Linked DNA regions of Homo sapiens: region 2 is linked to region 1. The links are chromatin contacts, found by Hi-C or POLR2A ChIA-PET in ENCODE. All regions are on one chromosome and are shown on one strand. The core of a region is the stretch at or near the end of the contact, and the rest is flanking DNA. Distances in the headings are between cores, read along the strand shown. Region 1 overlaps JADE1 (jade family PHD finger 1). Region 2 has its middle 100 kb from the start of LINC03140.

Evidence for each region. A loop is a pair of places that touch in the nucleus more often than their neighbours do. ChIA-PET counts read pairs that join two places held with the same protein, here RNA polymerase II (POLR2A). Pooled maps may share reads with other maps.
Region 2: a loop to region 1 is called in a pooled map, with 3 times the contacts of the local background. The contact joins two enhancer-like sites. A Hi-C loop is called at or near these places in 1 of 168 maps with a recorded cell type or tissue (sigmoid colon), 1 of 37 single-sample maps with no recorded cell type and 3 of 50 pooled maps. POLR2A ChIA-PET finds 5 or more read pairs at or near these places in 1 of 52 experiments (activated CD4-positive, alpha-beta T cell).

What each region holds. Positions count from the first base shown.
Region 1 is chr4:128,859,807-128,866,957 of GRCh38, forward strand. It overlaps JADE1 (jade family PHD finger 1), which reads left to right. Exons shown (of 11, transcript NM_199320.4): 9 at 1,898-2,419. Among named protein-coding and RNA genes, the nearest start is that of JADE1, 54 kb to the left of the region's middle. RefSeq lists an enhancer at 3,461-3,510. Within about 2 kb of position 2,950, at least 12 of the 41 ENCODE cell types and tissues checked have a DNase peak (open chromatin) inside an H3K27ac peak, as active enhancers do.
Region 2 is chr4:128,670,241-128,677,553 of GRCh38, forward strand. No RefSeq gene overlaps it. Among named protein-coding and RNA genes, the nearest start is that of LINC03140, 100 kb to the left of the region's middle. RefSeq lists enhancers at 4,802-5,061, 5,152-5,241. Within about 2 kb of position 4,956, at least 3 of the 41 ENCODE cell types and tissues checked have a DNase peak (open chromatin) inside an H3K27ac peak, as active enhancers do.

The DNA of each region.
Region 1 (7,151 bases), core at 1,700-4,199:
CTCTTTTTCCCAGAACATTAATCTAAAGAAGAGGCCAAAGAAGGCTGATGATTTTTCATATCTTCACAGAATGGATTGATTTTATTAAAAGAATTCCTCTCTGAAATGTCTGCAGCTGTGAAGGCTCTGGTTTACGTTTCTGTAACATCTGTTTGCTGAGTCAACCTGAATGGGAAAACCCAGAGGAAGGCCATTTGGCGTTTTTACAAAGTCCTGTATAAATATTCTGCTGCAGTTCATTTCTCTTTAGGGTTAGAGCGCTTGGGTTAAGTGTAGTTTAAGCCAAACACAGATAGTGTCTCAGTCATCTGTTCCCACTTTTACTTCCCACTTGGCTGTGTGCTACAAGGGAAGACACTTTGTCTTCTCATGACAGTGGCCAGGTGTGTATGTGTGCGTGCTTGTGTGTGTGTTCTGCCACCAAAGCTGATTTCATACATTTCTTAGAATTGAGGTTATTTATAGAGAAAATACAGATTTATGTCAGTCTCTGTGGTTGAAGTGTTTGTAAGGGTGGAATGGTGAAGGGAGCTGGATTTTCTCCTCTTCTCAGTAAAAGAGACCTCATAGTAATGGAAGAAAGCCTGGTTGGCAGTGAGTTTCCTCTTAAATACTGGAATGATTAGGGGGAAAGCCTCAGCTCTAGCCTCTGCCATCCTTGGTGATGTGATTCAGGATCTGTTGAATGAGTTGAATTCAACTTCTCAGTTGGCTTGAAGCCGCTGGATTCTACAGCTCTGTGCAGCCCCTGGCATGCCCCGGTGATCACTTGGCTTCACACAATGCAGTGCTGCTTTTCAGGGACTGGCTTCAGTCACCATGAGGAACCACCTTCTAGGGATTTGCTCAGCAAGATCAGTGGAGGAGGAGTTAATCACTTTGCTCCTGCTAGACCAGAGGCTTGTTGTCTGGATCAAAGGCACTAAATTGTGGCCCTGTTTAGGCAGTGAGAGGGGAAGTGTTCTTCTGCATAGGTTGCTGATACCTGGCCTCTACGTTGACCTCCCTGTGACGCATGGGAAGGATCTTTCACGGTTCTCCTGCCTCTCTTCAGTGGCCAGGATCGGCGTGCACCGATCTCAGGGCTCAGAGCCCTCCATGCATCTGGTGAAGCTTCTTCGCAAGTGTGAAGACCTTTCCCTACCTTTCCTGTGCTGGATTCCTCTTGTCTCCTATTTTTTGGGGTTTTTATTCAGTTTCTCCTTCGTGCTGCTTCAAGGAAGTGCACTGTTCATTTTCTCACTCGTGTTGGGACTCTTCCTGGCTGGGGAGTCAGGATTTATGTTCAAACTGTGAGTAGTAGTCATTCTTCCCAAGGAGGTTCTTATTCAGGTTTGCACCAAAAGAGCTCAAATCTGTAAGAAAACCCAAGTTAATGCCTGAAAGTGGACTTTGCATATTGAGTACAGATTCTTTTGAATATGATCCTAGTGCCACACCTCCTTTCTCTACACATGTCATTTGTGTAATCATGTCTGCTCCAAGATGGGATTTGGATGCAGTTACTTTTCTGAGGAAGTTAGGGTTTGGTTGATTAAACCTTTCATTTGAAGAGGGCCCTTAAATTCCAAGACTTGGCTGGGCGCAGTGGCTCACGCCTGTAATCCCAGCACTTTGGGAGGCTGAGATGGGCGGATCTCTTTTGCCCAAGAGTTGGAGACCAACTTAGGCAACATAGGGAGACCTCATCTCTATAAAAAAAATTCCAAGCCTTACCTCTTTTAAAACATGACAGGATCTTGCAGGGTTAATCCACGTACAACTTTCCTGTCATGGCACATGCTTGAAGCATGGCTCTTCTCTGTGCATGTGTACATGGGGTGCCTAGCACTGCAGGCCTTCTGCCATCATTGCTCTATAATGGTCTATTCTCATGTTCTTTGTGTGTTCTTGACAGTGCTCTGTGAAGAACTGCCGCACAGCCTTCCATGTGACCTGTGCTTTTGACCGGGGCCTGGAGATGAAGACCATCTTAGCAGAGAATGATGAAGTCAAGTTCAAGTCCTATTGCCCAAAGCACAGCTCACATAGGAAACCCGAGGAGAGTCTTGGCAAGGGGGCTGCACAGGAGAATGGGGCCCCTGAGTGTTCCCCCCGGAATCCGCTGGAGCCCTTTGCCAGCCTTGAGCAGAACCGGGAGGAGGCCCACCGGGTGAGTGTCCGTAAGCAGAAGCTGCAGCAGTTGGAGGATGAGTTCTACACCTTCGTCAACCTGCTGGATGTTGCCAGGGCTCTGCGGCTGCCTGAGGAAGTAGTGGATTTCCTGTACCAGTACTGGAAGTTGAAGAGGAAGGTCAACTTCAACAAGCCCCTGATCACCCCAAAGAAAGATGAAGAGGACAATCTAGCCAAGCGGGAGCAGGATGTCTTATTTAGGAGGCTGCAGCTGTTCACGCACCTGCGGCAGGACCTGGAGAGGGTAATGATTGACACTGACACCTTATAGTGACTTAGAGAAGAAGATGCAAAGAGGCGAACGCTCGCCCAGAGCAAGAAATGATAGCCAGTCATATACTCTCAGACCCTTGTACACACCACAGCATGAGGTTGTGTTGGTTAAAAATATTTATGGGCTGGTAAACTCATTGTACATATGTGCAAAACTGCTACTGAGTGGGGAGCTTCTTTGTGGTTTTTTTTTTTTTAAAAACACTTTCCCATTAATCTTTACTGTTTTGTAAGATCAAATGGGGTGTGTCTTCCCCACCCCCATTCCTTCATTCTAGAGCTAGAGTGAATGAGCCCCAAGAAAATGACCCAAGGAGTTGACTCAGGATGGTTTACAGACTGATTTAGAAAACCAGAACGGATTTCATTTCTAATGGAGGGGGCCAGAGATGGGAAAATTTCTTGTTCAGTCCGGGGAAACACACCTAGGTGCTGGTGATGGGCTTATGAAGGAAGCTAAGCACGGCTGCTCACTGGCCCCCACTTTGTTTCTTGGGTAATTCACAGGGGAATTCCCAGTACTGTCATGGAGCAGAGCAGGCAGTGGGTGCTGATGTGTGTGCATGAGCTGTATGTACACATGCATATATCTGTTACAGAAGATACTCCTGGCAGTGAGGTGCTAAGTCATCACTGAGGCTGTGTGTGTGTGTGTGTGTGCGCGTGCCCGTGTCCATCCATGTCTCTGTTGTGTGTCTGTGTGCGGGTATGGGTGGGATTCCTGGTGGACAGGGGTGTCAGATCTGTCTGAGGAGCCCCAGTCATGCTCAGCACGCTACAGATGTGTTGTTTGTCACACTGAGATTGCTGAATGTCGTGGCTGTTGGCTGCCGAGCCTCAGCTGCTGGCATTTCCTTCTGCTGTTTGCTGCTTTTGTGCCTCCCCCACTTTCCATCACCTCTGGAGTCCCGTCTGGACGTCCCTTCCTGCTACAGGAATAATGAGGCGTGGGCTGCCTCCCGCTAGGGCCTCCTGCTCCCTGTAGGTAGTTTCTGGCTGAGGCTTGCTAATTGGGGATGCTTCTTAGAGCATCTTCCACATCAACTCCCCTGGCTGCTGGCTACCGATTAAATTCATTAGTGTGAAAGAGGTGGGAGTGAGGTTTTCTGGCCTGAAGCAGTCTGCACTGAAAGGTACCCAAGTGGCCTGAAACAGTGTAGGGAAAGACCTGGGAAACACTGGACCAAAAAAGCCTGATCTCATGGAGACCTGCATGGCCCTGTTAGAGATGGCGTAGAAGTGAAAGTCTTAAAGGGAGCATTAGAGATCCTTTTAATACACGACTGAGTGCCAGCTTATTTGTGATGCCCCTTCCCAGACCAGGTTAGGATTCCTGGGAAGGCCGCGGATTCCGGCCCTGGAAGAGGCAGGATCCTGGAGCAGTTTTGTGAGGCTTTTGTGCTCCCATACGCCCCCTGGTGGTGAGTGTAAAGAAGACTTTGCCTCTCACAACTACATGTATGTGTGGCATTTTTGTTAGAGATGAGAAAAGGATTGAGAAGGATAAACTGGAATCCTGGTAAGAAGCCTTTATGCCAGCCCGACACCTGCTGTAATTGGGGTGCATGAGCTATGGAGTCAGATAGTTGTTGGGAGGGGGAGGACAAGAAGTCTATTGTTTGGACTGTGTTTGTCTCACAATCACCACAAAATAAAAGTGTAGAAAATGCTTGTGGTGTACTAACTCTTTTCTGTACTTAAGTTACTCAGATTAACATGCACTTCTAATTCTAAACATTTTTTTTGGAGTCATCACTGTCGCTGTTTAAGTAGAACAATGCCAACGATGTATGAGAAACAGGGAATAAATCAGGATTTGTGTGTGTATGTGTGTGGCATTACTTACATTTACTTTATTAAAAAGCCTAAGGAACTTTAAAGAATTTGTATTCAGTTTATTTTTATTTTTTCAAGACAGAGTCTCACTTTGTTGCCCAGGCTGGAGTGCAGTGGCGTGATCTCGGCTCACTGCAGCCTCCGCCTCCCGGGTTCAAGTGATTCTCCTGCCTCGGTCTCATGAGTAGCTGGGATTACAGGCGTGCGCCACCATGCCTGGCTAATTTTTGTATTTTTAGTAGAGACGGTTTCACCATGTTGGTCAGGTTGGTCTTGAACTCCTGACCTCAAGTGATCTACCTGTCTTGGCCTCCCAGAGTGTTGGGATTACGCCACTGTACCCAGCCTTAGACTCAGTTTAAAATGGGCTTATTGTAATGAAAAAAAATACGCTACCCAAAATTTGCCATGATGCCTGTGATGGTGAAGGCATTAAACAATTGAAATCTTTGCCTTGCCCAGAGAGTTGCAGTTATTTGTAATTATAAACAGTAAGTGTATCAGGGCAGGGGTGACAATAAAAAACCAATCATTACTACCAACTTGTTTTCTCAAGTAAGTTAGTTTTCTGTTTAATTCACACAATATCAGTTTATAGCAGATCCTCAAAAATCATTTAATACCTGTGACTACAATCAAGGCATATGATCATTCTCAGACTGACAAATAAGTAGCCATCATTAGAAATGCAGACAACTGAGTAATTATGGTGACTGCTCTTCCTTCAGACACACACCTCGGGGCATTGCATACCTGGGTACCAGTTCTGGATCTGGAAGTTAGGTGACAGGAGTAGATTTCAGGAGGGCTTGGGAGCACACAACTTTAAGAAGACACAGTTGCTGATGTGGTGGGTAGCCATGTCATTCCCAAGGCTGCCACTTCACTCTCATTCCTTTCCCCTAAAAGATGCAGTAAATGTGAGTTCAGCAAATGAGTATTTATTCAGATAAAGACGTGCTACCACTGCACTCTGGCTAGCGTTATGGAAAGTGGCCAAGTCCTGGGGGCAGTCCTGTAGTCACTCAGTGGAATGGTCACCTTTGAAAATCTGGTAGTGGCTACAGTGTCCCCTGAACAAAAGGCACGTTCAACTTTAGTGCTGCAAACAGTTTTGGATTCAAGAAAACACTGAAACCACTTTTAGATGTCTTAGAGCAGTGTATCTCAGGGTGTTGTCCCTGACCCAGAAACTTAGGAATGCAGATTCATGGGCCCCACCTCCAAAGGGTGGTTCTGTTTTGTGGGTACCCCATGTTTCTGTTTGGGAACACTGCTTTAGGGGAAAGGGATGATCAGGTTTAAGGTGGTGTGAGAGTGCACCTGGAGATGGTTTAAATGTTTTTTAAGATACCTCCTTGCAGGCAGTTGGGAGAAGATAAAGCAGGGGAGGGAGCTTGGTGGAACGGGTGCAGGAAGAAGGGACAAGCTGGATGTGTTTTGAGGATGGGAGAGCATCAGTCCAGCTCTGCAGGTGGAGGTTGCTGAGCGTTGTCCTATAGGGAACTTTATGCATAAGGGAAGTCAGGTTTAGAGTCCTCACTACTATAAAGTGGAGTTGGTCAGGGCTGATTTGTTCCGATTGAAAACCATGCCCTTTGCTTTTTGGGTTTACATTTAGATATTTCCCATCAGAGATCATGAGGAATAGCAGTGGGATTTTTCTATTTAGCAGCCATGGTGTGGTCAAAGCTACCAAAATTAAATTTGAATAATATACAAAGTTCAAATTCCCTGGCTTCCCCGTTTTCCATTTTTAAGGATAATTTCAAGTAAGAGAGATGTAAGTATTTCTATTACATGTCTGATTTGAATATGAGAGCAACCTGTCTGCTCCTAAGATGTCAGGATTTGTTTCCATTTTTTATTTCCAGGAGTCAGATTCCTTGTTAATGTAAAAATGGTTCTGTTTCCTAGAAGTTTTGAATCTGCTATGGATCTAGGTCTGGCCCCTCGTTCTTGAGCTTCACTCTTAATTTCCCCTGGGTGGAACAATATCGAAGAGAGGAGGATGTTAGCCACTTCCATTCCCAAGTTGGTGAGAATTTCTATAAAGGACACCTGCTTCTTGGATTGAGGGTGTGCAGCTGTCAGAGAAGGGAAGAAACTACCTTAACTAGGCTGATTGACATCCATGTAATATTTACTATGAGACAGGGAGAGTGTTTTTATTCTCAATTCTTTAAATTTAAAATAAGACAGGAAATGTTAGTGACATAAGGGATTGTTAGAGAAAAAAAGATGGGAAGATCCGTAAAGTGAATTTGTTAGGGGCAGGAGAAGCCTGACTTGGCATTTTCCTGTTTAGGCCAGGAGATATTACCATAATGCAAATGTGAAAGCCTGTGTTCTGTCTCTCTTAATGCTTCATGTCCTCTTGCAAATGAGACTGCCTTCAGCACAGCTGGAATTATTAGGGTTTAGTCTACACTTACGCTCTACACCAGAGTGCAAAATCTTTTGTGTCTTCACAAGGCTTGTTGATGCTTGTTGCTGTCCTCACTGCCAAAAGAAAAGGTTGGTGACCTTTGGACTTTTTCCACTTAAAGTAGGGTGATACTACTTTATTGAGTTTATGGGGAAAAAATTATAAAGGTGTCAGGGGAAGAGTTTGCTCATAATGGGATATTTTTAGGAAAGTGAAGGCATGCCTGTAGGAGCTAATGGGAAAGATGTGGTCAGATAAAGATGCTACCACTCCTGCCACTGAGATTACTTAGGAGGTCTTGTCCACATATTCCTGAAGAAGGGTTTAATTGTGTATTTGGTGTGCTGTGTCTGACATCTGTGTTTGCAGGTCCGTGTAATCTAATCAGGTTGACCAATAGAAGATTTTAGGACTGAAGGATTAGGGGAGTTTAGAGACT
Region 2 (7,313 bases), core at 3,706-6,205, 190 kb before region 1:
CTTGTCTCATATCATTACTTCAGAAGTGTGTCCAGAGAATAGGCACCAGAGAAAGAAATCTCATTGTATCACATCTTTTGTTGTGTAACAAACTACCCTAAAAGGTAGTGGCTTATGATAACAAACATTTATTGTTTGTTTCTCACCATTCTGTGGCTCGCTGGACAATTTTCCTAATCTGAGTAGGTTCAACTAGGGCTCAACTCACTCACATGTCTGGGGTCTTAGCTGGAAGAGCTGAGCCTTCTTCCCATGCTCCCCAGGCCATCTCTCTGTAGCAGACAAGCCTAAATTTGTTCACAAAGTGGACAAGAGAAGGTGAACACCATTATGCAAGCACTTTTTAAGCCTCTACTACGTCACGTTTGTTAATGTCCCAGCAGCCAAAGCAAAGTCATGTGACCAAATCTAAGTTCAAGGGAGAAATAGACTCCATATCTTGATGGGAGGGGCTACAAAGTCACAGTGCAAAGGAACATAAACACACGGAAGGATTTTGCACTCATTTTGCAATCTACCACATTCATATTCATAGTACTTATGTCATGGCTCAGCAAGGGCCCCACATGGGAACTCCTGGCTCCACCACTCATTTGAGACGCTGAACTAATGCTCTTTTTCCTACCACCATCAGAACTCTTGAAAGAGTTGTTTTTCTCATCCCCTCCACTTCCTTGCCCTAGATTCATTTCTTAATTCTTGCAAGCTGGTTTCGGCAGCAACTATTCTAGTAACTAGGTTAACTAGCAACTTCCCAATCATCGATTACATTTTCTCAGTCTTTATCTACCTTGAATGTTTTGTAGTTGTTAACACAACCTTTATGGAAATTCACTTCTTACAGTTTCTATTATAAGTAAATAAGAAAATACAAGTAATTTTATTCCAGTTCATTGACTGATTTTCTATTTTCTTTTCAGGGCTCTCTTCTTCCTTCCACGATTAAGTGTAGGGCTCTGTCCTCACCCTTTTCTTTCTTACGTGATCTCCATAAACTCATTCACTTTTACAGCTTCATTACAAACTTCGAGGTAAATGATCTCACAATCTGTATCCTCAGTTCCTAAATTTCTTCTCAAATTTTGGCTTCATTTTTGAAATGGCCCACTAACTGTTTCCACCCAAATGTTTTATGTATAGTTCCTCTGAAATCTATTTTGGCTGGAAACAAAGATAGTGCTGGTCACTGTATAATGCTCTTTCAGCCTGGTCATTTGATTCTACATTTTCCTACAGCTAAAAGAGGCTGGGGGTGGTGAAGGGAGGTAGTGACGGGTTAATTAACATTTGCTGAATGCCTACTGTGTGCAAGTCACTGTGGTCTCTCTTAGCTGACAGAGGACACCTTCTATATTACTTTGAAATAGTACATAAAAGGGCCAATCAGATGCTGATATGCAATCTACAAGGATAGCATTGCAGACAGCCACTGATATCCCAGTGACAATTGCAATAACACCAAAGGAAATGCGGCTGTAGACATCTCTGTTTGTTGTAATAAATAAGAGGTATCTGACAGCCTCAAATGACTTTCAAAGAGTTTCTGCTAAAGGTATCTTAGGGTTTGCAAAAAAGAAACATTCTTCCCTTAAGAAGAGTCTGGTTTCTGGGGAGAATAGATCACAAAATAAAATTGCAGTTCTCCTTTTCTCTCCCCGGTAAAAGAGCTTAGAGACTTCTAGGATCCAAACTAGGCTACTGATAACATTCTGTCTGTTCTATGAGTAGATTCTCTCAATGAAAGTCAAATTTCTGTTGATCATAAGATGGACATCCTTACATTTATTGCCTGTGCCAAATTCCTTGATTGAACTATACTGATAGACTATAGTGATTATAGTGATTATACTGACAGTAGCAGAGCTGTATATATTTGTAGCGGTACCTCCCACCATGGTGCCACTCTTCTGAGGGAACTCTGATAAGCATTATTAATCAAGTCATTAACCTTGATGTGGATCAGATTCTGAAGTTAATAAGAAAGAACACTGATGACCTGAGAATATGTTCTAAAACTATGATTTCCAGGATAATTTATTAAAGTGTAGCTGTGTCTTTCTTTAAAAATATAAAAGTGACCAGGTGCAGTGGCTCAAGCCTGTAATCCCAGCACTTTGGGAGGCCAAGGTGGGCAGATCACACGGTCAGGAGTTGGAGACCAGCCTGACTAACATGGTGAAACCCCATCTCTACTAAAAATACAAAAATTAGTCAGGTGTGGTGGTGCGCACCTATAACACTGAGAGGTGACAGCATGCTGGCAGCCCTCGCAGCCCTCACTCACTCTCCGCGCCTCCTCTGCCTGGGCTCCCACTTTGGCGGCACTTGAGGAGCCCTTCAGCCCACGGCTGCACTGTGGGAGCCCCTTTCTGGGCTGGCCGAGGCCGGAGCCGGCTCCCTCAGCTTGCAGGGAGGTGTGGAGGGAGAGGCGCAGGCGGGAACTGGGGCTGCGCGCAGTGCTTGTGGGCCAGCGTGAGTTCCGGGTGGGCATGGGCTTGGCGGGCCCCACATTCAGAGCTGCCAGCCCGCCCCGCTGCCCCCGGGCAGTGAGGGGCTTAGCACCTGGGCCAGCAGCTGCTGTGCTCAACCTCTTGCCAGGCCTTAGCTGCCTTCCCGCGGGGCAGGGCTCGGGACCTGCAGCCTGCCATGCCTGAGCCTCCCCCGCCACAGTGGGCTCCTGTGCAGCCCCAGCCTCGCTGACGAGCGCTGCCCCCTGCTCCATGGCGCCCAGTCCCATCAACCACCCGAGGGCTGAGGAGTGCCGGCGCATGGCGCGGGACTGGCAGGCAGCTCCACTTCTGGCCTCTGTGCGGGATCCACTGGGTGAAGCCAGCTGGACTCCTGAGTTTGGTGGGGACTTGGAGAACCTTTATGTCTAGCTAAGGTATTGTAAATACACCAATCGGCACTCTGTATCTAGCTCAACGTTTGTAAACACACCAATCAGCACCCTGTGTCTAGCTCAGGGTTTGTGAATGTACCAATCGACAGTCTGTATCTAGCTAATTTAGTGGGGACCTGGAGAACTTTTGTGTCTAGCTCAGGGATTATAAACACATCAATCAGCACCCTGTCAAAATGGACCAATCAGCTCTCTGTAAAACAGACCAATCGGCTCTCTGTAAAATGGACCAATCAGCAGAATGTGGGTGGGGCCAGATAAGAGAATAAAAGCAGGCTGCGTGAGCCAGCAGTGGCAACCAGCTCGGGTTCCCTCCCACAGTGTGGAAGCTTTGTTCTTTCGCCCTTTATAACAAATTTTGTTGCTGCTCACTGTTTGGGTCCACACTGCCTTTATGAGCTGTAACACTCACTGCGAAGGTCTGCAGCTTCACTCCTGAAGCCATCTAGACCACGAACCCACCAAGAGGAACGAGCAACTCTAGACGCGCTCCCTTAAGAGCTGTAACGCTCACTGCGAAGGTCTGCAGCTTCAGTCTTGAAGCTAGCGAGACCACAAACCCACCAGGAGGAAGAAACTCCGAACACATCCGAACATCAGAAGGAACAAACGCCGGACACGCGGCCTTTAAGAACTGTTAACACTCACCGTGAGGGTCCGCGGCTTCATTCGTGAAGTCAGTGAGACCTAAAACCCACCAATTCCGGACACAATACCAGCTACTCAGGAGGCTGAGGCAGGATTATTGCTTGCACCGGGGAGGCAGAGGTTGCAGTGAGCCAAGATCGTGTGGTTGCACTCCAGACTGAGTGACAGAGCGAGACTCCGTCTCAAAAAAAAAAAAAAAAAATATATATATATATATATATATGTGTAGTATGTATATATATATAAAATAAAACTATTCCTTTTTTCTGTTTTCTTTTTTTTTTCGAGACAGAGTCTCGCTCTGTCACCCAGGCTGGAGTGCAGTGGCGCGATCTTGTCTCACTGCAACCTCCGCCTCCTGGGTTCATGCCAGTCTCCTGCCTCAGCCTCCCGAGTAGCTGGGACTACAGGTGCCCGCTATCGTGCCCAGCTAATTTTTTGTTTATTTTTAGTAGAGACGGGGTTTCACCATGTTAGCCAGGATGGTCTCGATCTCCTGACCTTGTGATATGCCTGCCTGGGCCTCCCAAAGTGCTGGGGTTACAGGCGTGAGCCACCGCGCCTGGCCTATCTCTGTTTTATTTTCATATCAATAATGGACATAGAAGTTTCCCAATCCCAAAATGGAACATGGTGTGATAGAATGCAGGCTAGTAAGAATGAATGAAACACCACTCTAAGAAGAAGCAACCTACTACTAGGTTTCCATATGGCTTAAATTATATTAGTTAAACTCTTTTTGTCTTAAATGGGTTGGATAAGAATTTGTGAATGCTCCTGATTCTTTTTTTTTTCCTCCTTTTTGGTTTGTTTGTATTACTATAAATATTTCTTTTCTTTTCTTTTCTTTTTTTTTGAGACGGAGTTTTGCTCTTGTTGCCCACGCTGGAGTGCAGTAGCGCAATCTCGGCTCACTGCAAGCTCCGCCTCCTAGGTTCAAGTGATTCTCCAGCCTCAGCCTCCCGAGTAGCTGGGATTACAGGTGTCTGTCACCACGCCTGGCTAATTTTTTGTATTTTTAGTAGAGACCGGGTTTCACCATGTTGGCGAGGCTGGTCACCAACTCCTGACCTCAGGTGATCCACCCGCCTCAGCCTCCCAAAGTGCTGGGATTACAAGCGTGAGCCACCGTGCCCGGCCACCATAAATATTCTTGTAAAGCAATTGTGACTTTTCTCATTGACCATGTTGTCTGGGGATTCATTCTAGAAAACTGCTGTTTAAATATTGTGTATTGGGTATGAATTATCCTGTATTGTTCATGACTCTGACTACATTGTCTTTCTTATTGGCAATGACTGTAAGCACCATTGTTAGTGAATTTGGCTAACAGCATTTGAAGCAGATGAGATTTTAGCTCACGCCTTGATAGCTGCATTGGCTCAGTCTAAGCTAAAGCCTTATTTTCATTAAAGGGAGCAGACATGCTGAGGAAGAAGGTGCTATTTTTACATAGGGACTTTTTCTACTGAAACCACATGAGAACACTATGCTGTTAAAATGATCTCAAGCATGCTGAGTTAGCTGAAGAAACAATATGCATGTTGCCAAAATCAAAGCAGTACTATTCTGAGCCTCCTCTCTAAGGTCCTCTAGCTCTCCTTGGTGGTCATGATGAAGGGAGTAGGAGAGGAGCTGGTGAGAATGTGTAAATTACAGGTAAGTGAAGGTCACTTCCAGTTACCTAGAAGAGATTATTCAAATTCTTGGTTATTTGGTTATTGACATCAACCACTGAGATATAAGAAGTTTTATTAATTATATATTTGCATGTCACTGACATTTGTTAAGTAATTGCTTTTATTCTATATATATATATTTAAAGTAAAACCAGCATAAAACAGTATTAAGACTAACTTTAAAAATGTCAGAAACAGGCCACGTGCAGTTGCTCACACCTGTAATCCCAGTACTCTGGGAGGCCAAGTTAGGGGGATCACGCCCACCCAGGAATTTCAAGCCAGCATGGGCAACAGAACAAGACTTTGTCTATTTTAAAAATAAAATATATTTTATAAAAACAAACAAAAAACCAAAAAAAGTTAGAAACAGAAAATTTTGGCAGAAGCCCTCCAACTCCAGTTAAAACAAACAAACAAACAAACAAACAAAAACTATTAGTCTTTCTCTTTTTCTTTCTCTTTTAGAGACAGAGTCTCACTCTGTCACCCAGGCTGGAGTACAGTGGTGTGATCGTAGCTCACTGCAGCCTCGAACTCCTGGACTCAAATGATCCTCCTGCCTCAGCCTAGGACTACAGGCACACGCCAGCACATCCGGCTACGTTTTTTGATTATTCGTTTGTTTGTTTGTTTGTAGGAACAGGGCCCTGCTATGTTGCCCAGGCTGGTCTTGAACTCCTAGCCTCAAGCAGTCCTCCCTCCTTGGCCTCCCAAGGTGTTGGGATTACAGGCATAAACCACCATGCCCATCCTAAATGCTATTATTATCAGAATTTGTCATGATTGCAGACTGCCATGATTAAATATTATTATTATTTAATAATAAATTTAATATAATAAATAAATATTAAATATATGACAGGTACTATCTTAAGCATTTTACAAAATTATTTCATTAGTTCTCACAATAATATTGCAAAACAGTTCTTATCTTCATTTACAGAAAACAGTGCTTCCTTTGTGCTCCTGATAATAACTGTCATGCTATAAATTATACTCAGGTAGAAAGTAACCGAGATGGGATTCAAGCATAAGTACAAATATATGAGTATCTATCTCCAAAGCCCGTGTTCTTTCACCAGGTCATGCAGCATCTCTGAGGATGACACATACAGTTAATAAGGAAACTGCACATATAGATTCCTCTAACATAGAGCTTTTCATTCTTCACTCTCCTCCTCCCAATCCATCTTCAAAACAGTATAAATGAAAACAAGTTAAAACACACCAAAAACAGAAAAATAAAAGTCTTCTCTCTTGGTGATCTTCAATTGCTACGGGTAAATCACCATAAAATTTAGTTTCTCTTGTCCTCAAAAACTGGAAGATTCTCTCCTCACACAGCAGAATTTGAATCAACTCCTTGTTTATTTTACTCACAGACAGGTTTACTTAACAGAAAAAAGTAGTTGGAGAAGCTCTTGAACAGATAGAGATGTTAATATATAGGAGCTCACATCACCTCTCCTCTTCTATCTATAAGATGGAATTCCTTTTGTGGCCAAAGTTACTTCCCAGACTTGAGTGCAGATTCATGGATTTGGGCAAGGAGAGCACCATAGCTGCTTGATTGGGAAAGCCAGAGGTTACAGCCACACAGAAGTGAATGGCTCTGGAATATGACAAAAGACAGGAGGATGTTACCAAAGTTAGTATGCCCTGGATTTGAGGAAAAATTGGGGGAGTTTGGAGAAAGAGGAAATGAAAGATTTAGGGAGCAGCTGGAACATATATAGGAAATGGAGAGTTATGGAAAGAAAATTTTAAAACATTTACTGAGTGTTATTAATATTACCCCAACTCCTGAGTCATTTTCCTTAAAAATCTACAAAAAGGGTCAGGTGCTGTGGCTCACACCTGTAATCCCAACACTTTGGAAGGCTGAGGCAGGCGGATCACCTGAGGTCGGGAGTTCGAGACCAGCCTGACCAACATGGAGAAACCCCATCTCTACTAAAAATACAAAATTAGCTGCCCATGGTGACACATGCCTGTAATCCCAGCTACTCTGGAGGCTGAGGCAGGAGAATCACTTGAACCCGGGAGGTGGAGGTTGTGGTGAGCTAAGATCATGCCATTGC